Regions from separate parts of the Homo sapiens genome. Here regions 2 and 3 are each linked to region 1. A link is a loop called in an ENCODE intact Hi-C map of the cell type or tissue named here. Cell type or tissue: chondrocyte. All regions are shown on one strand.

The links. A loop is a pair of places that touch in the nucleus more often than their neighbours do. Peaks named below come from ENCODE experiments on the same cell type or tissue, not always from the same donor. Only the 100,000 strongest peaks of a DNase experiment are listed, where the experiment ranks them.
Region 2: it touches region 1 in a loop (5-fold over the local background); 70 of 110 quality-filtered maps call a loop at or near these places.
Region 3: it touches region 1 in a loop (6-fold over the local background); 33 of 110 quality-filtered maps call a loop at or near these places.

What each region holds. Positions count from the first base shown.
Region 1 is chr1:47,174,441-47,182,440 of GRCh38, forward strand. It overlaps CYP4A22-AS1 (CYP4A22 antisense RNA 1), which reads right to left and starts at 5,183. Exons shown (of 6, transcript NR_199717.1): 1 at 4,750-5,183; 2 at 3,685-4,009; 3 at 2,488-2,629; 4 at 114-184. It overlaps LINC00853 (long intergenic non-protein coding RNA 853), which reads left to right and starts at 4,810. Exons shown (of 2, transcript NR_047498.1): 1 at 4,810-4,998; 2 at 5,428-5,899. RefSeq lists enhancers at 4,681-5,182, 6,808-6,952 and a cis regulatory region at 6,871-6,888. In chondrocyte, CTCF peaks have their summits at 1,094 (motif pointing left), 1,300, 4,896 (motif pointing right) and 5,135; a DNase peak (open chromatin) is centred at 4,844.
Region 2 is chr1:47,721,632-47,729,631 of GRCh38, forward strand. No RefSeq gene overlaps it. Among named protein-coding and RNA genes, the nearest start is that of LINC01738, 37 kb to the left of the region's middle. RefSeq lists an enhancer at 3,194-3,761 and a silencer at 4,626-4,920. In chondrocyte, CTCF peaks have their summits at 3,560, 3,760, 4,807 (motif pointing left) and 5,075; DNase peaks (open chromatin) are centred at 3,790 and 4,457.
Region 3 is chr1:47,258,124-47,266,123 of GRCh38, forward strand. STIL (STIL centriolar assembly protein) reads right to left here. Exons shown (of 17, transcript NM_001048166.1): 15 at 4,780-4,993; 16 at 2,166-2,416. Among named protein-coding and RNA genes, the nearest start is that of TAL1, 30 kb to the left of the region's middle. In chondrocyte, CTCF peaks have their summits at 4,880 (motif pointing left) and 5,082; no DNase peak of the experiment used is centred here.

The DNA of each region.
Region 1 (8,000 bases):
CTGTTAGTCCACCATCACCCCCACGCCCCTCCACACACACTGTTTACACTGTGGTGGAATTGATTAAGTGTAGATGGATTCAACCCTTAAGGAAAACAATAGAAAGCATGTACCTTACAAGAGCCTCGGAAATGCTCATATTCTTTGATAGAGTGATTGGATCTTCATCTCCTGAGAGTCGGTCCTATAAAAAATAGTCATTGCTTCAGGACATTGATGTAAGTGGCACAAGGACCAGGGTCAAGCAGGCAAAGACAGAGGCAGAGACTAGAGATCCATGAGGAGTGGCCAGAAACAAGTGCCCTTACCCCCAGCCCAAGCCAGGACAGGAACTGGACTAGAGTAAAAGAGGACCAGGAGCACAGCCAGCCAGGATGCTTGGTAGGGGTTCAGGGAAGGGGGAGGCTGAGCCTATGCTTTCCAGGCAGATGGGAGCCATCTGGGCTCAGCTGAACCATCAGCCAAGCCTGGGCTCACCCAGCCCAGCTGGGTTGCAAACTAAATCTAGACTCTAACCAAATTGCAGACTCTTTCTAGACCCTACCCTACCAAGTAAAGAATGACCTTTGAGAAGAGGTAAAACTATGTTTAAGACCCTCAGCTGGGTGAGGTAACAGGGGTGAACATAGAGTGGACAATGGCTAGTGGGCAATGGGAATGGGCAATGATTGACAGGCAGCTGGCTGTGCACGGCAACCATGGGTCTAAAGCATGCTAGGTCTTATGCTAGGGCTTTACATTGGATGGTCACCACAGATAAAAGGAGATCCTGAGACCCGGGGAGGCTAAGTGATGTAAGCAGCTGAGCTAGTATTGACTAACCCACATTCATTCATTCAGCAAACACTGAGTACTTGTTCAATGCAGGCACTATGCCAGTTTTCGTGGGGACATCCCGTCCTCCAAGAGCTGAGGGTGAGATGTAGTAAAAGATGTCAGGGAGACGCCCCGAAGACGGTGAGGCTAGCAGAAGGAAAAACATGAACAACACGGGCATGGAGATGTGTGGTGAGGGAGGGGAGGGGAGGCAGAAGTTCCAGCAGTAGTGTTGGCAGCACTGGAAAGGGAGAAGGAGGTGGAGTCATCTAGTGGCTGCTCGAGATATTGCAGGCAAGGAAAGGAAAATCACGATGGCTGTCATTCACTGAGCATACTGCATGCTTTCTTTACATCCATTTACTCTTCACCACAACCTCATAAGATGGGCCTCATTTTATCCCTAATTTGCATATTCAGTCCCTGATATACCCTCGTTGGGGTACATCCCACTAATATAAAATTGGCAGGATGGGATTTGCTCAGGGAAATTTGGCTTCAAGCTCATGCACATAGCCACTAGGCTACACCTGCCTTGAGTTTAGATTCCTCTCGCAGATGTGAATGGCTGTATTCCAGCAGGAAAGGTCTCCCTAGCTGCAGTGTAGAGGAAAACTTGGGGGTAAAAATAAAAACAAGGGAGCAGGCAGCTGCAAACATCAGGCAAGATCGAGGCTTGAACCTGGAGGGAGATGTGTTGGAAAGAACCTGGAGGGAGATATGTTGGAAAGTGAAACTCAGGGACTGAGGGAGAGGGGGATTCTGGGTGACTCCCCTATCTCTGGTCTGGGTGAATGGATGCCACTTACAGGAACAGAGGACTCAGGTTGGTGAAAGATCAAGAATTCCATTTTGGACCTGAGGTACCTGTGGAGCTGTGCAGGAGGGAGTGGAGCTGAAGGCGCTGATCTAGAAGTTGATACTTTACTGGAAGCAGTGTAACTGAGTGCAAGGGATAAGGTCTCCATGTCAACACATAGCTCTCGGAGACCTCCTATATTCCAGGACACTTGCACATTGCAATAAAGAGGTGTATGTGGTCTTTGCCTCACAAAGTTCAGAGTTCACAATCTTGTTCAGAGAGATGGGCGGCATGACCAGGGTGAGCCTGCAGGCTCACAGAAGCTTGATGAGCTGAGGGCAGGTGGTCAGGAACAGCTTCCCAGATAAAATGGTGATCATCCTATTATACTGAGAGCGGAAGAATCAGATAGACCATCTTACCTTTCAACAGGGAGCCGGACAATAGTGTTTTTGGTGACAACAGTCTCAGCAGAGTGTTGGGGAGAGCGACAAGGCTATAGGTGCTGAGTAGTGAGTGGGAAGGATGGAGGTGGACACAGCAAATGCCACCACTCCTCTTAGATGCTTGACAGGGTCCCTCCCCACTTTCCCACATGCATGTTTCCAAATGGACTGCATGCTCTGCAAAGGCAAACACTGTTGGCTTCTTTATCTCCCCATTTCACACACACACACACACACACACACACACACACACACACACACACCCCAAAGAGAACCCTATGCTGGGGTAGAATTTGCAATAGATTTAAAGTCAAAAGGCCAGGGTTCAATGCCACTAGCTGGCTATGTGACCTTGGGCAAATCACTTTTCTCTCTCTGAGTCTGCATTTTTTTCCTCTAAAACTTGGGCTCAGTTGTAATCACCTGGTAGGATCATTGTGAGGCTCCAATCAGAAAGTGTCTTACACATCATACAGTAGCCCTCAGATTCAATGTAGAAAACAGCACCAGCAAATGTAAATTAGTACAACCATTGTGGAAGACAGTGTGGTGATTCCTCAAAGACCTAGAACCAGAAATAGCATTTGACCTAGCAATCCCATTGCTGGGTGTGTACCCAAAGGAATAAATCATTATATTATAAAGATACATGTGGCTGGGTGTGGTTGCTCATGCCTGTAATCCCAGCACTTTGGGAAGCTCAGGAGGGTGGATCATCTGAGGATAGGAGTTCGAGACCAGCCTGAACAACATGGTAAAACCCCGTCTCTACTAAAAATACAAAAAAACAAAAAAATTAGCCGGGTGTGGTGGCAGGCACCTGTAGTCCCAGCTACTCGGGAGGCTGAGGCACGAGAATTGCTTGAACCCGGGAGGAGGAGGTTGCAGTGAGCAGAGATTGCACCATTGCACTCCAGCCTGGGTGAGGGAGTAAGACTCCATCTCAAAAAAAATAAAAAAATAATGATACATGCAAGCATATGTTCATTGCAGCACTATTCACAGTAGCAAAGACATGGAATCAACCCAAATGCCCATAAATGATAGACTAGATAAGGAAAATATGGTACATATATACCATGGAATACTATGCAGACATAAAAAGGAATGAGATCATGTACTTTGCAGGGACATGGATGGAGCTGGAGGCCATTATCCTCAGCAAAGTAACACAGGAACAGAAAACCAAACACTGCATACTCTCACTTAAAAGTGGGATCTTTTAAGTGAACAAAAAAGAGGGGAACAACATACAGTGGGGCCTGTTGGGGCAGGGGTGGGGAGAGCATCAGGATAAATAGCTAATGCATGCTGGGCTTAATATCTAGGTGATGGGTTGACAGTTGCAGCAAACCACCATGTTTTTACCTATGTAACAAACCTGTACATCCTGCACATGTAGCCTGGAACTTAAAATAAAATTAAATTAAAATTAAAAAGAAAACAGCACCACCACCATCAAGGAAAGCCTGTTCCCAACCTCCAATTCCAGCTCACTAGCTCAGCCTGTCTCATTCCCCTTTTTCTCTCTCCCCTCTCCTCCCTGCCCCTTTCCTCACTTTGCCCCCACCTGTCCTCACCATCCCACCCCATACCTCCAAGCTCACAGCTAGAACTGACCAAAGGCCCAGTTATTTATTTACAAAGTCCATGTCCAGAACTGTACCAGCCTCAGCGGTGTGGAATAAACTGGTGTGGCCAGGTCCATTGTGCTGATGCCTCAAGAGATCCAGGCTGGTACAGATGGGTCTGGCACATTCTGTACCTGCCAGCCAAGCAGAGCATCCAGCTTACTTCTCACTCGACTCCTTACATAACGCTCGTCGGGTACTCTCCATTCCTTGGGCTTAAATTCCATAGTGTAATATTAGTAAACCAGGCTAAATGATCCTAAGGATCTTGCTAGCTCTGACGCACCGTGATCTTGCATCCAATTCAGTTCACTCTGTAATAAATAATCATAATAACAATAGTAATTTTCCAAATAGCTAACAGTTATTGTGTACTGTATGCTAAGCACTATTCTATGTATTTCATGTGAATGTTTAACATTCATAACACCACTTATCATGTAGACATCATTTACTGCCCTAATTTACAGTGAACTGGAGCTCCGAGAGTCACGTTGATTTAACCACAGTCCCAGGCTACCAAGTGTCCAAGCTGTGCTGCTTCCAAGCTGCCTGACCCAGACCTGAGCTCTTAACCTCTCAATGGGCATCCAGGTCGAAAGCAGAATCTCTGGCTCAAGTGCCGACTGCCCAGCTGTTTCAGAACTCCACCATGCACCCAACTGCTCCTCCAGGACTTCCCTACGGATGTGTTGCAGGCTCTGAAACGTCACACATCCACGCCGCATCCTCATCCCACACATGCTCCTGCTTGTCCCTGGCATCTGCCATTCTCAGTGCCATTCACTAGCCTATATGATGCCTTCGAATCAGAGGAAGTTACCTCTCCCTCCAGGGATACGGGCCCACACCTGGTCTCAGGGACCCTTTAGTGGAGGCACAGTCTATATAGCCCAGAGCAGTGCCCCTGATGCCATCGTCTTCCAATTTGCTCAGAGCAGACACTGGGATTCATCCTTAATATCTCTCTCTTCTCTCTCTCTCTCTCTCTCTCTCTCTCGCGGAGGCCCCACTGCCCTTGCATTCCACAGGAAGTCCCAGTTGCTGGCATGACCTGAGAGGTTCCTGGGACCACGCCATGGAAATGCGTCCGGTCCCAGTGTGACGGGGAAGAGCCGCGCCTGAAGCTCAACTTCCGAGGCTCTCATCAATCTACGCTTCCTTTGGAGCGTGCAGCCACCAGGTGGCAGCCGAGGCCACGGGCAGACAGAAAAGCTCCCGAAACTGAAGGACTGCCAGGCAGCAGAGTTCCGGAGGGCTCCCAGGACCTTCAACCAGAAAGAGACAGAGCATATGCGCATATGTATGTCTGAGCCCGTGCACGGAGGAGGAGTATGAACAGACACCGCGGGACAGATGGCTGGAGTTTAGTCCCTTCCTTCGGGGCTCTTCACCACTCCTTGGGCTTCCCTTCTCCTGTCCAGCCCTGTCCTGGGTGCACAGAGAGGGAAGTCACTCCATTCCTGCCCTTGAGGAGCTCCCAGACCCAGGGCAGGAGCAGGATGCAGACAAGTAGACAGCACCCTGGGGTGGGTGGAGTGAGTGGGGCAGGTGGGGCGGGTGCAAAGAGAGGGAGGAGCAGGGGCTGAAGTTGCCCGGAGGAAGTGCTGAACCCAGGAGTGGGGAAAGGAGCATCTGGGAAGAAATGGCATCTACGCTGATCATGGAGGGCTTTCTGGCAAGTCTCAGGAGCAATAATAACACGGATGTCATCTCTGTTTCCTCCCAGCAGCCCTGCAAGGAATGTACTATAGAGCCAATTTTACCGGCAAAGGAATGGAAGATCTGAAAGGCTAGGCGATCCCACAAGCATCGAGGAGCAGGCTGGAATTTGAACCAATCGGCATGATTCCCAAGCTCAAGCTTTTGGCCACCCCTGCACTGCCAGGGACAAAAAAAAAAAAAAAAAAAAACCCTGGGAGGAGAGCCAAGCTAGGGAGTCAAGACCCTCCAGCCAGGTCTGGATGGGAGGCAGGTGCCTCCACCCTGGTCCCAGAGCAAGTTCTGCTGGCTTCAGCCACCTGACTTCCCTGTGAAGGTGGGTAGAGGCCAGAGCAGACTGTGTGTGATTCTGGCCCCAGCCCCAGCACCTCTACCCCCACCTTTACTACCCCTAGGCTGCGGGAAGAGGCTTTGCCCAGCAATAGTCCTGATCTAATGGATCCTTGAAGCACAATAAACAGATAGTATTTCTGCATGTGTCACTCTGAGTATGACGGCAGTAATCTTGAAACTCCCCTTGACCACCTGGCACTCTGGAGACGGAACTCCACAGCCTGTTTTCAAAGCCAACTCCTGGCTGGAAGTTCCTCTTCAAGTCTAAATGAAGTAAGCAGTGCTGCAGTCTTCCCTCAACTGTGCAGTTGCTGGGTGGAGGCTTTTCTTTTCTGCCTGAGTTTGGGTATAACCTATAATGTAACCCTATGAAACTTACATGTTTTAGGTGGGAGAGGGGAAAACAAGGTGCAAGCCCTGTTCCAGGAAGAGCAAAAATGTCCTCAACAGTAAGAGGACATTCTGGGCTGAGAGCCAGGGCTTGAGGCAGCCTGCAATCCTGGCAGATAGCTGGTGGAAGGGACCACAGAGAGATGATACCACACACAGAAGTGAGACCAATGAGATCGTGGGAACTGCCCGGCCAAGGGTTGACATCAAGGAAGCTTAGGAGGCAGGGGACAGCTGGGAAGGGGACAACCAAGAGAACCAGCTGGAAACTGAAAAGGGATGCAAGAGAGAAAGAGGAGGTGGGCACTGAGCTCAGGTGGAGGAGGAGAAAGGCAAACAGGAGAGAGAGAGGCAGAGGATGAGACAAAAACAGAGGTGGAGAGACTGAGAAACAGGGAGACAGAGATGGATGGAGGCTGGGAGAGACAAAGAGGAGACAGGCCTGGGCAGGAGAGGTCCTACGTGGGGAGAAAAGGTTGGGAAGAGAGCAGGAAAGAGAGAAGGAGCACAGGTGTCTGGAGGTTCCCACCAGGCCCAGCCCACCCCTCCTGCAGGCTGGGTCTCTCCCTTGTCTGCCAATCACGAAGCTCAGGATCCCCTCCCTCAGGGCTGGGGGTGGAGAGCTCGCCTCCAGCCCCGCCCTAGTCCAGAGGCTCCCCCTCCCCAGGCCCTGGGAGGCTGCCCCTGGGACTGGCTGTGCAGCGATAGATGGTGGGGGCCCAGCTGGTGCGTTATCAGCCTTCTCCAGGAGCGCGCCTGAGCCACTCCGTGGCTGCCAGTCTGAGATTAGGCCCCCGGAGGGTCATTAAGCGCCACCCTGGCCCGGGCCCAGCCTCCTTTCCCTCCCCGATCTGGCCAGGCTGGCAGGTGGGAATGAGCGATAAGGATTGGGGGTCTCAGCAGTTCTGGGGCCAGCAGCTCCCTGCTCCCAGCACTCCCCTCTGGATCAGGGCAGGAACATGGGGTGAGGGTGAAGGGCTGTAAGGTCAGTGCCGGCCCAGCCCCTGCAGGAGCCCCTAGGGTTCCCACTCTCCTAGATCTGCCCATATTGAGCAAGACAGAATGAGAAGGGGGCCAAGGAGGCTCTTGGAGAGGCCTCAGACAGCTGCTGGGGAGCAAGGTGAGCCCAGGCAGAAGCAGGCTTCTCCTGGCAAAACCTCACAGGTGTGAGGGGCTGGGATTCACTTGCTGCAGGGAGACAGGGATGGTGGCTCTGCCTTCTGGCCCTGGCAGGCTGGTGGAGTGACCTGACTCGAACCCACTCCCACCCCCCAGGGACAACTGAGGGCAGAGCTGGGAGGAAATGTGGCCTCGTGCAAGGAGAATCGGATCCGGCAGTCAGAAGCTTCCCACCAGGAGACAGGAAAGGAAGAGGGGACTGTTTGTGCCTTAGCAGAGGCCTGACCCTCTAGGAACCTCTGTCTCTCCTTCAGTGAGTGGAGAAGCTGGGCTGGCTGCTGGCCTGGCTTTGCCCTCTGGTCTAATCAAGGAAGACTTCCCAGAAGAGGAGGAACCTTGGTTGGGTCAAGAAAAAACAATGCGCAGAGTTTAAACTGGCAGAGGTGGGGTGAAAAGGCATGAGTCACAGGCAGCCACGTAAGCAAAAGCCTAGAGTAGAAATCACAAGCCACAGTTCATTAAGCCGAAGCCCAGAGAGGGGAGGTGACTTGTCTCAAGACACGCAGAAAAGCAAGGATAGGCCTGGAGCAAAGCCGCTGCTCCCCGACCCACAGGCCTCTTCCCTCTGCTGCAGGCTGCATCCTAAACCCAATGAGGTGAGAAGAGATGATTCCCATTTAAGATGAGTCTTCCCCAGTGGTACTTGGTGAAGCCTTGGAATAGCAAAACAATGGCCATAAC
Region 2 (8,000 bases), 550 kb after region 1:
CTGTTCACAATGCAATCCATGCTCAACATCGTTGCCAGTGTGATCTCTTGAACACACCTTACATTCTGCTGCTTACATCCATGACTTGCTATTGCTTTTAGGATAAGAGTCCAGTTCCTTCTGGGGAACTGGGGAAGCCTCCAGGGACCTGTGTGATCTAGGCCTGCCAACTTCTTCAGGTTTATCTTTCGCCATGGAACCCACTGAACCATCACGTCACCATTGTGGACTCTGGTTATTTGAAATGTTCCCGGCTTCCTCCCACCCAGGGAAGTTCAAATGCACAGATTCCACTGCTAGGAATGCCCCTCCTGACTCCAGGCCGGCCCTAGTCAATTCCTCTGTGTAGTCACATCTTACATCCACTCCGACATTCACTCCTCACTCAGGAAACTTCTCCCGGCACTCACAGTAGGTCGCCCTTGCCTGTTGGTGTGCTTATTGTCCCCTGAGCTTTTCTATCATAGCACTTATTCACTTGTGTTTCATATTAGGTTAAAAATGACGCCGTTTCTCTCCCGCATTCGGCTGTGAGCTCCTCCAGGGCAGGCCTATGCCCAGGTCATCTCTTTGCCCCACAGTGCTCAGCACAGTGCCTAGCCAGCCCAGGCCCTCAGCCAGCCTCTGCTAAGGGAGCCCCCCAGGAGCTGGTGTGGTTTAGTGGCAGTGGCTGTTGTGCAGGCTGTGGCTGAGACTGGCCAGGGAAATGCTAAGCGGCATCTGAGAAAAGCATCGCATCTGCAGCTCACCCTTTATGTCTCAGCGCGTAGGCAAGCTCTGGCTTCACCTCTGGCTTGCTGTGTGACCTGGGGCAAGATCCTGTACCTCTCTTGGCTTTGAATTACTCAGGGGATTGGACCCATGACCTTGTGGCTCAGTCTAAGACTCCAAATGGATAAACCCTCTGATCCTGAAGAGGAGGTTGGGGTGTCAAGGGCCCATTTGCAGAAGTCTCTGGAGAGAGTAGAGTGGTCTGAAGCTGTGGAAGAGGAAGATTTCAGGCTCAGGGTCCATGGAGCTCTTTTTCCTGCTCCTACTGCCCATGAGGAGGCAGCCACAATAAGCCTCAGCCTCCCCCTGCCACTCCCTGTGACAGCTACCACTCACATCTGGGGAGCAGCCTGGCATCCCCAAGGTCACGTTAGGACAGGGAGCAACTCACATCTTGTGTTCATAAAAAGGTAGTGGCGGCAATGGATGGAGGCCTTGGCCCCCCAGAGAGGTGAGCACTGCCAGTGATGTGCCCCTACTCTTTATCTCAGGGACCTGGCTTGCCATCTTATTTTACAATGGGGTAAACGGAGGTCCCAAGCAGGGGCATTGTCCCCTAGGGCCACACAGCCAGGCACTGAATGGCAGAGCTGGTACTAAAGCTGGCCATCAGAAGTCATTGCTCAGGGATATGTTGGTTGGTAACCCGGGCCTGGCTGTACTAGGGGAAGGTGCACATTCACAACCCTGGGCAGGGAGCCAGGAGCTGGTGTGGTGTGGAAACCTGGGCTCTAGAGCCACTGACTCGGTGTTGTGACCTGGGAAAGTTGCCCTGTTTCTCTGGCCCCAAGGTCCTCACCTGCCTGATGGGAGAAGAGCAAAGGATCGGGCTGAAGTGGCACAGCATATGTTGGAGCGTGGATGGTGGCCCCTCAGCTCCCAGAGCTCCGAGACAGCATGGTGGGCCTGCGGGTGGCATGACCTTGCCAATGATAACCCTACAGGGCTCGGGGCCAGGCCCCTTCTCTCCGTGGGTCATTCATTTACCAAGGCAGAGGCACCGGGGAAGAGGACTGGGCAGGACCTTATCTTATCAGGACTGATCAAGGAAGGGGCTGCTAGGGGGCTGAGGGGAAGAGCGGCAGGAAGGAGGCCACTCCCCAGCTCTGGGGCCACCTGCTTCCCTGGCTCCTCAGAATCTTGAGTCAGGTCCTCCTGGGCATGACTGGTATTCTGGGCAGACAGTTATTTTGTGTAGGGCATTAGCACCTATGGCAACTCACTGTGACAAAATGTTCCCAAACATTCCCTAATGCCTCCTGGGGTGACATGCAAACCCCTCTGGGCCATCCTGTCATCCCTTCTGCTCAGAGCTCATGAGTGCACACCTGCCTCAGTGCACTGATTGGGGCCTAGGCCACAAGAAGGCCGTGGGGGAGAGTGAGGTACTCATCCCCCAGTGGGGAGACTGCCTGAGTCTCCTTCCCCCGACCCTGTCACGATCATGCTGATGGCTGCCATCTAGAACCTGGGCCCCCTCTGTAGCACACATTGCAGACAGCCAAGACCAAGGCGAGCAGCACACCACAACCTATCAGGAGTCTAATCCCTGTTCCGGTGCTAACTTGCTGAACAAGCTGAGGCAACTCTCTTCCCCTCTCTGAGCCTTTGTTTGCTCGGGTGTAACATGTGGGGGTAGGAGGAAGGATCTCTAAATAAACCAGAAGACATTCTCTTAGCGCACAGGTGGGTGCACTAAGGTGGGTGCACAGCATTGTCCTCACCCGCTTCCTGCCAAGGGTCTGCCATTTCAAGTTGCCCATCCCCAGAGCTGTCACCAGCAGCAGCAGCAGGGTGCAGTAGGCAGAGCATGGTTTGAATCCCAGTTCCTCCTGTTGCTGACTTTTATGGTTCTGGGCAAGTTGCTTCCCCTCTCTGAGTCTCAGTTTGCTCAATTGTAAAAAAAAAAAAAAAAAAAAAAAAAAAAAAAAGTGGAGAAAAGAATAGGTACGAGAATTAATGTGATACCTTTGCAGCGTTGGGCGCTTCAGGGGCATTTATTAAACACGCACTGTGGCTCCTGTCCTGGTGGGAGCTGGTCTAACGCGGTGGTACATGGTGTGGGGCTGCCTGTGCTGCAGTTTCCAACAGACAGCAAGGGGATTCCCAGCGAGGAATCGCTAAGACTTAACTCGGATTGCTGCAGCACCTGGGCACACACCACAGCCACACCTTGGGTGTAGCCACACCCATGTCCATGCACACATCCCAGATGTGCACTCACACAGCCTAGCCACCCACGAATACGCGTGTGAATGTGTCCTTGCCTGTCCAGGGCCAGGTGCCCTCTGACCTGCCTGTTTCAGGAGATGAGTCTGAGGCTGAAGCAGGGAAGTGACTTGCAAGAAGAGATAGGGCAATGGCAGAACCAGAATTCTGGCACACAGAGCTCTGGCTTCCCAGACTGGCTGGCTCCAGTGTTCCAGGTAGCCCACGCCAGATGTCCAGGTGCGAGGGTGCACGCCCAGGCACACTCTCACAAGGTTACACAGGCCGTGCATTCAAACGAGTGGCCCTGGAGCAAAAGCTAAGGCACAGCCACATTACCCTACCCATCCAGGACCCACCAGAGCCCAGGAGGGTAACCCTGAGGGAGACAGACCAGGGCACCGCACACTGGGTCCCAAGCACATCTACCCTGCGGTTCCCCTGGGCCAAGCCGAGTCCTCCCCAGCACAACAGCGCGGCCCCTCGGCCTCCGCTTAACCTGGGCGCGCGGGCTGGCTGGGCCGGGGCCATTATGCGGGCGCATGGCCGGCCGCGCCGGGGCGCAGAGCAAACTTAACCTTCATTTGGGAGCGCCCAGCGGCCGGAGCGCGCGGCGCAGCCATCGATCGCGGCTAATGGCCTCGTCTAAATGCGGAGCCGCTGCCTCCGCCCCCCGGGTCAGGGCGCCCCCGCCCTCGCCCCCCGCTCCGTGCAAAATGGTGTTTACCAAAGTCAATATTGGCCGCGGCGCCCGCCCGGGGCACCCGGGAGCCCCTCTGGCCTCCCCCAGCCCAAGGCTGGATCTGGGCCACCAGAGCCTCATCTTGGTGTCCCAACTAGCCCCGGCCCTGACAAGGAGTCTTTTGAGGGCTAGACACAGGCGGGTCTCGCCCAGGGTCTCCCAGGACCCGACCTGGAGTCTCAGGCCTCCTTCCTGTCTCGGCGCTGTACTCCCTGGGCAGCGCCTGCAGTGGGAAGAGAGCCTCGGCTTGACTCCTGACTCCATCTCTGTATAGATCTGGGCAGGTCCCTTCCCCTTTCTGAGCCCTCAGAGCTGTCATTTTTTTTAACGCCTTCCTCAAAGTGTTCTTGAAAGGATTGCATTAGAGATAATGCAGGCCAAGTGCCCAGCACAGAACCTGACATTCGGGGTCGTTTTGGGAGGGGCTACTCTGACATAAGGCAGAGGGGTGTCTGCCCCTGTCCTGTGTCACCCTTCCCTGTCTTCTGTCTGGTTGCCTCCTTCAGGGCACTGCTGAGCGGGCTGCTGCCAGCATCAGCCTAACGGAGACACAGCACCGGCCGTGGAAAATTCTTTATCTTAATCCTACCTCACTACTGAAGAGCCTGAGGCAAATCCTTGACCCCTTGGATGCTCTCGTCTGTGAGGGCAGCAATGAGAATTCCTGCTCTCCCGGCCGCTGGGCAGATGTGCCCTCGCAGATGAGTGGGTGTCTGAACTGGGGGCACTGAGGACCACACAGCTCCCAGGCAGGGCGGCGGTGTGAGAGGCCCGGAACGTGCTGATGCGTCGTCTCTGCCTTTCCAGCCTGCAGCCAGTGAGCCGTGTTGAAACGGCATCATATTAAGCTCATTTCGTTATGAGACCTCCACCCCGCTCTGGGTCGCCTTTCATTCTTGCATTGCGGATCTTTGGATTGATAAGAAAAACATGGTAATTGCAACTTCCCCTTACTCCCCCTTCATTCTCTGTTCACATCAGAGAAAGGAACTTTTAAATGAGAGCCAGAGAGAAGACTTGAGGGCTGGTCCCAGAGCTCCTTCAGCCACCCGGTTATGGTTACGGAGGGACTGGTAACCTGAGCCTGCCATCTGGTGGCCATGGCTGTGCTGACAGCCTTGCTCCTAGAATGCGGTCTCAGTCCTAGTCCCTACGAACTTAGGCTGATGTGTGACATCTGAGAGTCACAGAGTCCTAGAATCACAGGATGGTACTTACTTAGGATGGGAGAATATTCGATTCTTGAGATAATGCATTCATGGAATGTTAGAACAATAACAATACCTACCATTTCTTGATAGCTTTCTCTGTGTCAAAGTATTAAGAAAGTGCCTTGTGGGAGCTGTTTCATTTAAGTCTCTCTCCATCATCATCACATGGCGACGACATTTATCCCCATTGTATAGGTGAGAAAACTGAGAATCTCATTAAGTAATTTGTTCAAAATCACATTATGATAAGCAGTGGGTTGAAATGTGAACCCAGGTCTCCTGACTCCAGACCCAGGCTGTTAACCACCATACTTTACTATAGAACCTTAAGATAGTACAATCTGAAACTGCCAAATTTTAATATTATAGGATCGTCGGGTATGAGAATCTTAGAATTGGAGAATCTTAAGATTTTGGAATCATAAAATTCTGGGAGGAGTGCGTCTTAGACTTGTGGACTCAAGAACCATGGACAGTTAGGGCTGAGACGGTCTTTAGGGGCCCCTGGTTTTGCACATGAGGTCAGACAGGAAAGGCGCCTGGTTGGATGGTACAGCGCAGGGTGGGAAGTCTGGGCTTCCTGTCTCCTGACCTAGAGTTCTTTCCACTGTGGGTTTCTCAATCAAGGCTTTTCCAATTATGCTCTTTTATAGCCACTGCAATAAAGCTGTGGACTTTTGCTCCAGAACAGCACATAAAATATCCCATTATTTGCCTCTTAACCTGAGCTTCTGTTTTACATTTTAAGTCTAAAGTGTAAGCCTCATAAAAGGTAATCATCTAAGGCCTGTTCAAAGAGAAGCCATAAATTGGCCATTTAGTCCAATCAGTGTTTATTGTGCTCCTACAGGGTACCCAACCAGTACTAGCGTGTGTTTTGTGGAGAGGAAGGGGGAGCATAAACCTCAGTCCCGACCGTAAGCTGCTTAACTCTCCTTTGGGGAGGAGTGCAGAGATACAGTGTCAACCCGAGACAGAAATATCACAGGAGGTGTCACTCCATAGTTAGGTACAAGACAGAATGGGGGACACGGGAGAGGCCAGTGTGGGCTGTGGAAGAGTGAGAGCAGAGGGGGGCTTTTTTGGCTACTAATTATTAAGTAATGACTATGCCCTAGACCCTGGGCTAAGTCTATGAGGTACATTATCACACAGAATCTCGTAATAATTTTATGAGGTCGTATGGGCAAACCGAGGCTCAGCGTGGTTAAGTGGTTTACCCATAGTCACATAGTAAATTCTGGAGCTGGGATTTGGACCTAGGTCTATTTGACTTCAAAGCCTTTGCTTTTAACCGCTGTGTCACACTGCTTTGGAGCTGAGCCTTAAATGACCACAGTGGTTTATGCATGGAGGCCATGTGGGGTATGTGGATGTGCAAGGCTGGGAGGCAGGCAGAAGGTAAGCTCAGCTAGAAAATAGCACCTCTCCCTGCTGGCTCACCCTGCTCACTCTGGTCTTATTCTGCCCTTCAAAGTCTCTGAGTTGAACAAGAAAACAGGTCTTCTCATAGTACTGGTAACCCAGAATTCAGCTCCACCGTTAGGCTGTCTTGGGCTGGGCCGGGGCCACGCTGCTTTAGGCAGCCCAGGCTCCCTGGAAGCCATCTCTCAGGGAAATATCCCAACCCAGTTCCAAACCTCCTCACTAGAGGAGACTCCCTGCTATCTCCCCTCTCTCCCACCAACTCCCAAATCTTCCCAAAACCCATAAAAGCCCAGGTTTGTGACTCAAAACTATTACACAAATTAAGATTATTATATTATTATTATTTTCCTTTTTAAACTTCATTCCTGTTGCCTGTCAAATTTCTATAGCAGTACAACTCTTAATGAAATAATGTTTTCCCAGCACTTTGAGATGATAGCTAACACCTGCAGAAAACACAACATTAAATTTAGCAATAGATACTGGGTAGACAGCTTGAGAGCCATGCCCTCCAAACATCCCTTGTTGCACAACTGTGGCTAAATGGGTTTTCACCCATTGCTTATCATGATTGGTGACTCACTTCTAGTCATCATTCTCTCCAGTGTGAGACCAGACCAACAAACTGGGAGGTCCATTCCGGCACTGAGGGATGATCAAAATCTAACTATGGGGTGATTAATCAGCCATGCTTTCAGAGAAAGATCTTAATTAAAAGGAGAAAATGTGAAAGTTGTCAAAATCAAAAGAAAGCCACATGCTAAAAATTCTCACAAATGGAATCAGGGGAGGCCATGAAGGAAGGGTTGTCATGTACAAATACCTGATAACAGGAGCTATCACAAAAGACTGTGTAAAAACCACAACCTTGAACAAAGGTGATCATACTCTAACACACACACACACACACACACACACACACACACACACAAATACTTGTATGAGGCCCAGTAACTGCCTGTCCAACCTTGGACTGGCAACACCCTTGTTATTGATCCTTGTAGCCAAAGACAATTACCTCAAAACAATTAAGTAATCCTCCTCATTTCTTTCTTTCAAAACCTTTGTCTTTCTTTACCTACCTGATAAGCACATAGTTGACTTTGGCACACATATTCCCATTAAAGTGCCCATTTCCAAATAAATATAATTTTCCTTTAGAGAGCTGATATGGTTAGGCTGTGTCCCCACCCAAATCTCATCTTGAATTTTACCTCCCATAATTCCCACTTGTTGTGGGAGGGAACAGTGGGAGATAATTAAATCACAGGGATGGTTTAGCCCATACTGCTCTCATGGTGGTGAATAAGTCTCACGAGATCTGATGGTTTTATAAGGGAAAACCCCTTTCACTTGGCTCTCATTTCTCTCTTGTCTGTTGCCATTTAAGGCACGCCTTTCGTCTTCCACCATGATTGTGAGGCCTCCCCAGCCACGTGGAACTGCGAGTCCATTAAACGTCTTTTTCTTTATAAGTTACCCAGCCTAAGGTATGTCTTTATCAGCAGCATTAACATGGACTAATACAAGAGCCCTTTAGGCTGACACCTTAAATGTGGTCTGGTCTGTGACTGCTTTGACCAATATAGTGTAACAGAAGTGACTATACTAATTTTGGGCCTGCCTTTAAAAGGACAGGC
Region 3 (8,000 bases), 84 kb after region 1:
ACCACAACTAACGTGACAAGTTGGTTCTCAGTTCTGACAAGAGGGGAAGGGTTAGGATACATAGCCTCTATCTTGCAACATGGATAAAAAACTCAAAAATGCTAGCCTCACTCTTTTACACTATTGGTAGGAATATAAACTGGTACAACTATTTGATGAGCAATGGTAGCATCTACTAAGACTTTGAATGCACATACTCTTTGATCCTGCCTATCTAGGAATTTATCCTACAAAGATACTTGTACCTGTAGAATGATGTTCACTTAGGATTGCTTGAAATAACAAATAAGAGATTTGGCCTAAAGGTCCATTAATAGAGCACTGGGGTTCAATATATTCTAGTACAAGGGTACAAAAGAATATTATGCAGCTGTTTAAATACAAGAGAAAGAACTGTATATCCCTATAAGGAAAAGTATCCAAGATATTATAATATCATGTTTAAAACAAAAACAAAAAAACAGGCCAGGTGCAGTGGCTCACGGCTGTAATCCTAGCACTTTGGGAGGCCAAGGTGGGAAGATTGCTTGAGTCTAAGAGTTTGTCTGAGACCAGACTGGGCAACATAGCAAGACACCATCTCTGCAAAAAATAAAAAATTAGCTAAGTACTGGTGCAAGCCTGTAGTGCCAGCTACTCAAAAGGCTGAGATGGGAGGCTCACTTGAGTCCAGGAGGTTGAGGCTGCAGTGAGCTGTGATCATGCCACTGCACTCCAGCCTGGGTGACAGAGCGAGACTGTCTCAAAATTAAAACAACAGCAACAACAACAAAAAATCAAATCACAAAGCTTATCACATACACATATACTTGAACATGCATGGAACATTTCTAGAATACAAAAGAAATGGTTAAGAGAAGTAACTTTGCTTTTTTTTTTTTTTGAGACAGTCTTGCTTTGCTATCCAAGCTGGAGTGCAGTGGCGCAATCTCGGCTCACTGCAAGCTCTGCCTCCTGGGTTCACGCCATTCTCGTGCCTCAGCCTCCTGAGTAGCTGGGACTACAGGCGCCCACCACCACGCTCAGCTAATTTTTTGTATTTTTAGTAGAGACGGGGTTTCACCGTGTTAGCCAGAATGGTCTTGATCTCCTGACCTCGTGATCCGCCCACCTCGGCTTCCCAAAGTGCTGGGATTACAGGTGTGAGGTACCGCGCCCGGCCTTTTTTTTTTTTTTTTTTTTGACTGAGTCTTGCTCTGTCGTCCAGGCTAGATAGAGTGCAGTGGCGCTATCTCGGCTCACTGCGACCTCTGCCTCCCCGGGTTCAGGCAATTCTCTTGCCTCAGCCTCCCAAGTAGCTGAGATTACAGGCGCCCGCCACCGCACCCATCTAATTTTTGTATTTTTAGTAGAGACGGGGTTTCACCATCTTGGCCAGGCTGGTCTCGAACTCCTGACCTCATGATTCACCTGCCTCAGCCCTGCAAAGTGCTGGGATTACAGGCGTGAGCCACCGCGCCCGGCCTAAGAGAAGTAACTTTGGAAGAGTCAGGCAGGAATGTGGGGAGTTGTGGCTTTTGCATTTTATCTTACACTCTCTTCTGTATTGTTTTTTAAAACCATGAATTTTTATTACTTTTTAAATTAGAAAACAAAAAATAATTAACAGAAAATATGCCAGCCTTAATAATATAATCTCCAGACTTTATTTTCTTTTTAATAAGTTATGTGCTGAGGTCATCTTTGGTAGAAAGGAATCTGAACAGAAGGACATGACCAGTTGGGCACATTCCCAGAAAAAAGAAATATTTTTGCTTTTTAGATGGCACGACTGTGTAACTGTACATCCAGTAGCTGGAACAGACCTTATCACCTCCAGAAAGACTTTTCAGATGCTACCAAGCAAAACTCCTTTCTCTTTCCTCAAGACTCCTAAAGTATTTTGTTGGCCTATCCAGCCAGGAGTCATCCCACAATATCTCTCAAATTACTTATGTATGTAACCCTCTCTCCCACTAAAATGAAGAATCTCTTATTCATCATGCATATGGTAGGCCCTGAATAAATCGTGAATCAACTCAATTGAGGCACAAACGTAACTTTTCTGATGAGATTGCCACAATACATCTAAAATTTATTCATCTAGCCAATGATGGGCAAAAATAAATAAAAATTTTTAAAAAATAAAATTTATTCACTCTTTAAAACAAAATTTTAAAAGTTACCTGGCGTGATCCACGTTATGTGCATTTTTCTTCACTTTAGTGGGAGAATCAATTTTTACTCCAAGGCTTCTTAGTTGCTTAAGAGTTGCATTAAGGACACAATCTTTGTCCACCAGTCTTGAATGATGTGTTTTTTTCTTTGTATGGTAAACGTTTTGGGTTCTGGTGCATTCATGACTGATAATTACTGCTTTGGTAGACGGCTGCTCAGTTTCCTTGGAGGAACTATTTAATAGGTGGTTTACTTGACCCTGACAAAAAGAAAAAAAATTTTTTTGAAAAATCACTATTAACAATGTTAGGGCTGGGTGTGGTGGTTCACACCTATAATCCCAGCACTTTGGGAAGCCAAGGCAGGAAGATCGCTTGAGCCCAGGAGTTTAAGACCCTGGGCAACACAGCGAGATCCTGTCTCTACAAAAAACTAAAAATTAGCTGGGCACGGTGGCACACGCCTGTAGTTCCAGCTACTTAGGAGGCTGAAGTAGGAGGACCACTTGAGCCACGAGGCTGAGGCTGCAGTTAGCCGTGATTGTGCCACTATATCCTGCGTGACAAAGTGAGACTCTGTCTCTAAAAAAATTAAAATTAAAAAAAAGTTAAAAAACAATTTTACAGTAAGACCTTAATGATACAACAAGGCCAGGGAAAATCAGTATCTTGTCAAATTCCACAAAGTATCAAGTAGGCAGGTATTATGGTATTATTTGCAGGTATTATGAAGTTTTTATAGAAGCACATCCTAATGAACAATTTCATCAGACCCTAGAGAAAACAGAATGCTTGTTCAGACTTCATTCACTTAAAAACCAACATAAGCTGGGCGTGGTGGCTCACACCTGTAATCCCAGCACTTTGGGAGGCCAAGGTGGGCGGATCACTTTAGGTCAGGAGTTCAAGACCAGCCTAGCCAACATGGTGAAACCCTGTCTCTAATAAAAATACAAAAATTAGCCGGGTGTGGTGGCACGTACCTGTGGTCCCGGCTATTTGGGAGGCTGAGGCATGAGAATCACTTGAACCCAGAAGGCCCAGGTTGCAGAGAGCTGAGATGGCGCCACTGTACTCCAGCCTGGGTGACAGAGTGAGACTCTGTCTAAAAAAAATAAATAAATAAAATAGAAAATAAACAAATAAAAATAAAAACCAACGTATTTAAAAATCATTTGAGTACAGGCGTGTGGCTCAAACCTGTAATCCCAGCACTTTGGGAGGCCAAGGCGGGCAGATCACTTGAGGCCAGGAGTTCAAGACCAGCCTGGCTAACATGGTGAAACCCCATCTCTGCTAAAAATACAAAAATTAGCCGGGTGTGGTGGCGTGCACCTGTGGTCCCAGCTACTTGAAAGGCTGATGCAGGAGAATCACTTGAACCTGGGAGGCAGAAGCTGCAGTAAGCTGAGATCATGTCACTGCATTCCAGCCTGGGCAACAGAAACACAGTGAGACTCTGTCTCAAAAAAAAAAAAAAAAATTAGCCAGGCATGGTGGCAGGTGCCTGTAGTCCCAGCTACTTGGAAGGCTGAGGCACAAGAATCGCTTGAACCTGGGAGGCAGAGGTTACAGTGAGCTGAGATCATGTCACTGCACTCTAGCCTGGGTGACAGAGACTCTGTCTCAAAAAAAAAAAAAAAAATCTTTTGAGTAATTCTCCAAGTATTTTCGAGGACTTATGCTAAATTTTTTATAAACAAGTTTTAAATAATGCTTTCGTTTGCAAAGTGATAATGTTTCAGTTATAAATTAGGCCTTTATGATGTTCACAGAGTTAGGCTCCTTTTCTTCTCACTTTCTCAAAGTAAGAATGACCTGTGATACTATTTCTGCATATTTCATTCCCTGAGCATACAAGCTGCTAGCACCAGCCTAGGACCTAGCAAGCAAATAACAAATATGTGTTCATTGATGAATACATAGGGCCCTGTGAAGTATGTTGCCTTCTCGCAAATGGACAAATCAAATGTTCTACAATTTGGATGAAAGTGACAGTCAGGGTTTCTCTATCCTTTAAGTCCCAGATCACATTTTAAGTTTTATAATACTAGTTCCTCCAACCAGAATTACCCCTTTATTCTGTGTTCTCTTTGCTTTACACTACTACTCCTCAACAGCCTGTCTTATAATTGTTACTAGTCTGCATGTGCTGTTGTTTCCCCTAGGCTCTCAAGGGCACAGAGTGTCATATTCACCTTTATATTATCGATTTCACTTAGCCTACTGTCTTAGACTAAGCTAAGTATTTAATAAACATTGGCTTACCTGAACTAAAATCAGTAAATGTTATCATAAATATCCCACTACTTTCCAATTTTCAAATTTCCGAGAAACTCTTGCTTATTTTCTAATACTAATTTTGGTTTGAATTAGGCATAATATCAATATTTATACTTTAAAAATAAAGCTGTGTTTTTCTAAGTACTTAAGTATGTTTATGGTAAATTAGTGAATTTAAGTTATAATTTATGAAAAGCTAAAAGAAAAATTACATTGTTAATTAGACAAAAAATCTTTTTATCTTAAGGTCTCAATCAGTTTAAACCTAGGAAAAGCTTAACTAGTATATCCTATACTAAATAACCTTCTCAAAAAGATGAAATGCTCTACATTTTCTTACCAATAAATCCTGGTAAATTTTCTGGTTATCTGATGGTTGATGAAGCAAGGGTTGCATTACATGCTCAATTTTTGGTTCCTCTGATGTTTCAGAATTGTTACTGGCACCCCCTGTTGGTCCAGTCTGTAAACACATGCTTACACTTTCTGCCAGCTGGCCACTTGGAAAGAACACAGGTACATCAGGTTCTTTTCTCACAACTAGAGAAGAGCTGCTGGGAAGGATATATAATGTGTTAGTCATTGAGGTACCTTTAACATATAATTGAAATGTAGTAACTTTAGAAAAAAGGGTTAAGACTCAAGCAGCACCTGGTTGTATTTTTAGCTCTTAGTGATGATGCTACATAAACACCCCATCTTAGCCAGGTGCAGTGGCTCATGCCTGTAATCTGTGTTTTGGGAGAGCAAGGCAAGAGAAGTTTGAGGTAAGAAGTTCAAGATCAGACTGGGGAATATATCGAGACCCCATCTCCACAAAAAATTTGTTTTAATTAGCTGGGTGTGACACCATGCACCTGTAATCCTAGCTGCTCAGGAGGCTGAGCAAGAGGATCACTTAGCCCAGGAATTCGAGGCTGCAGTGAGCTATGATTGTACCACTGCACTCAGCCTAGGCATCAGAGCAAGACCCTATTTCTATAAGAAACAAAAACGAAAACACCTCGTTTTAACAGGCTGCATATAAACTAAACCATGGTACCTTTTAACTTGTGTTACTTATATTTAAGACAACTTTCTTTGAAGCCTGGAAAACAAGCTGTTGATTTCTCCTGAACTTGATGGCAATGGAAATTTTTAGAGCATTTAAATATTTTAGGTATGTTATTTGTTCATTCCAAGTTTTTTTTTTTTTTTTTTTTTTTTTTGAGACAGAGTCTCACCATGTCACCCAGGCTGGAATGTAGTGGCGTCATCTCGGCTGACTGTAACCTCTGCCTTCTGGGTTCAAGCGATTCTCCTGCCTCAGCCTCCTGAGTAGCTGGGATTACAGGCATGCACCACCATGCTCAGCTAGTTTCTGTATTTTTAGTAGAGATGGGGTTTCACCATGTTGGCCAGGCTGGTCTCGAACTCCTGACCTCAGGTGATCTGCCTGCCTCAGCCTCCCCAAGTGCTGGGATTACAGGCGTGAGCCACTGCACCTGGCCTCAAGGATTTAAAAATATCTGTCTTGGTGTCTAACCTAGGAAGCAAAAACTAAAACTGAAAAAGAACAAACCCAAATCATTAAAGATTACAAGGGTCCTTAATAAAATAACACCAAGAGCTAGATAGCTCCTTTCACCACGTGAGGACACAAGGAAGAGGCATCAACTATGAACCAGGAAATGGGTCCTCACAAAACATTACATCTGCTGGCGCCTCAATCTTGGAGTTTCCAGTCCTCAGAACAATGAGAAACAAATTTCTGTTGTTTATAAGCCAAAATAAATAAATAAATGTCTACACTCTTTAGGGGGAAGAAAAAGGAATAAATAAAAATGTCAAATCTCAACAAAAGATTTAAGATTAAATAAAAAATTTTAAAATGCTTCTAATATGCCAAGTATTATTAGGTATGCCCAAAGCACAGCTTCTAAAGAAAAATATGGATCATTTTAAAAGAAAGTCTCTATAAATACTACATACCACTACTCACTGCTGGGAAAAAGTAATCAATAACCAATGAAGCTGCAAGGCAAATAAATTTATCTTTCACAGACTACTTCAACATCAGAAACACTGGTCCAACAAGACATCTAAGGGGGACTGGAAGCCCTGGAGTTGCGTGTCATCTATGAATACTCAGCAGTGGGAACCAGAGCACGAATCAGACCAAAAGTGCGAGAAGGATCCCAGAGAAGCACCAAAACCATCATAGACAACACTGGAGAAAGTATTTAATCCAAATCAACAACCCAAATCAATGCTGAGCAAAGATTAGATTTACATCTAGTTATGTGTTGGGATCGACAGAGTTAATTAATTGCTCTGAAAAAGCAATTAACTTCATTCTATCAATTAACTCAGATCTGTTTCTAAAGTTAAAAAAAAAAAAAAAAAGCCAAAACAAGGGCATGGTGGCTCACATCTTTAATCCCAGCACTTTGGGAGGCCGAGACAAGCAGATCACTTGAGGTCAGGAGTTCGAGACCAGCCTGGCCAACACGGTGAAACACCGTCTTCACTAAAAATACAAAAATTAGCTGGGTGTGGTGGCGTACACTTGTAATCCCAGCTACTTGAGAGGCTGAGGCAGAAGGATCTCCGGAACCCAGGAGGTGGAGGTTGCAGTGAACCAAGATCACACCACTGCACTCCAGCCTGAGCAACAGAGCAACACTCCATCTCCCAAAAAAAAAAAAAAAAAAAAAAACACAAGATTGGATATTTTTTAAAATTCCAATCTGAAAACCCCCATTATTCTAGAAAGTAGTCTGCAGTTTACAGAGTTAAGGAGAATAAATAAAGATCCCATGGTTTGCTCCTCTTTGTCCTCAGTTTCTATAATTATTCTAAATAAACTGCAGACCTACTTTGGGGCTCACCCCATGGGGAACCAGACACTGGGTCAAACTGTAGTTTTTTTTAATTACTTTTTTTGAAACAGAGTTGGCCGGGCATGGTGACTCACACCTGTAATCCCAGCACTTTGGGAGGCTGAGGCGGGCAGATCATCTGAGGTCAGGAGTTGGAGACCAGCCTGGCCAACATGGAGAAACCCCGTCTCTACTAAAAATACAAAACTTAGCCGGGCATAGTGGCAAGTGCCTGTAATCCTAGCTACTTGGCAGGCTGAGGCAGGAGAACTGCTTGTACCCGGGAGGCGGAGGGTGCAGTGAGCTGAGCTGAGATTGCGCCACTGCACTCCAACCTGGATGACAGAGCAAGACTGTCTCAAAAAAAAAAAAAAAAAAAAAAAGAAACAGTCTCTCTCTGTCACCCAGGCTGGAGTGCAGTGGCGTGATCACAGCTCACTGCAGACTCAACTTCCCAGGCTCCAGCAATCCTCCCACCTTAGCCTCCCGAACAGCTGGGACCAAGGGCTAATTTCTGTAATTTTGGTAGAGACAGGGTTTCGCCATGTTACCCAGGCTGGTCTCAAATACCTTAGCACAAGCAATCGGTTCACTTTGGCCTCCCAAAGTGCTAAGATTACAGGCATGAGCCACCAAGCCCAGCAAATTCTAAAAATATGGAAATTACTATGATCCTTACCCTGCAGGAACTCAATCTAAC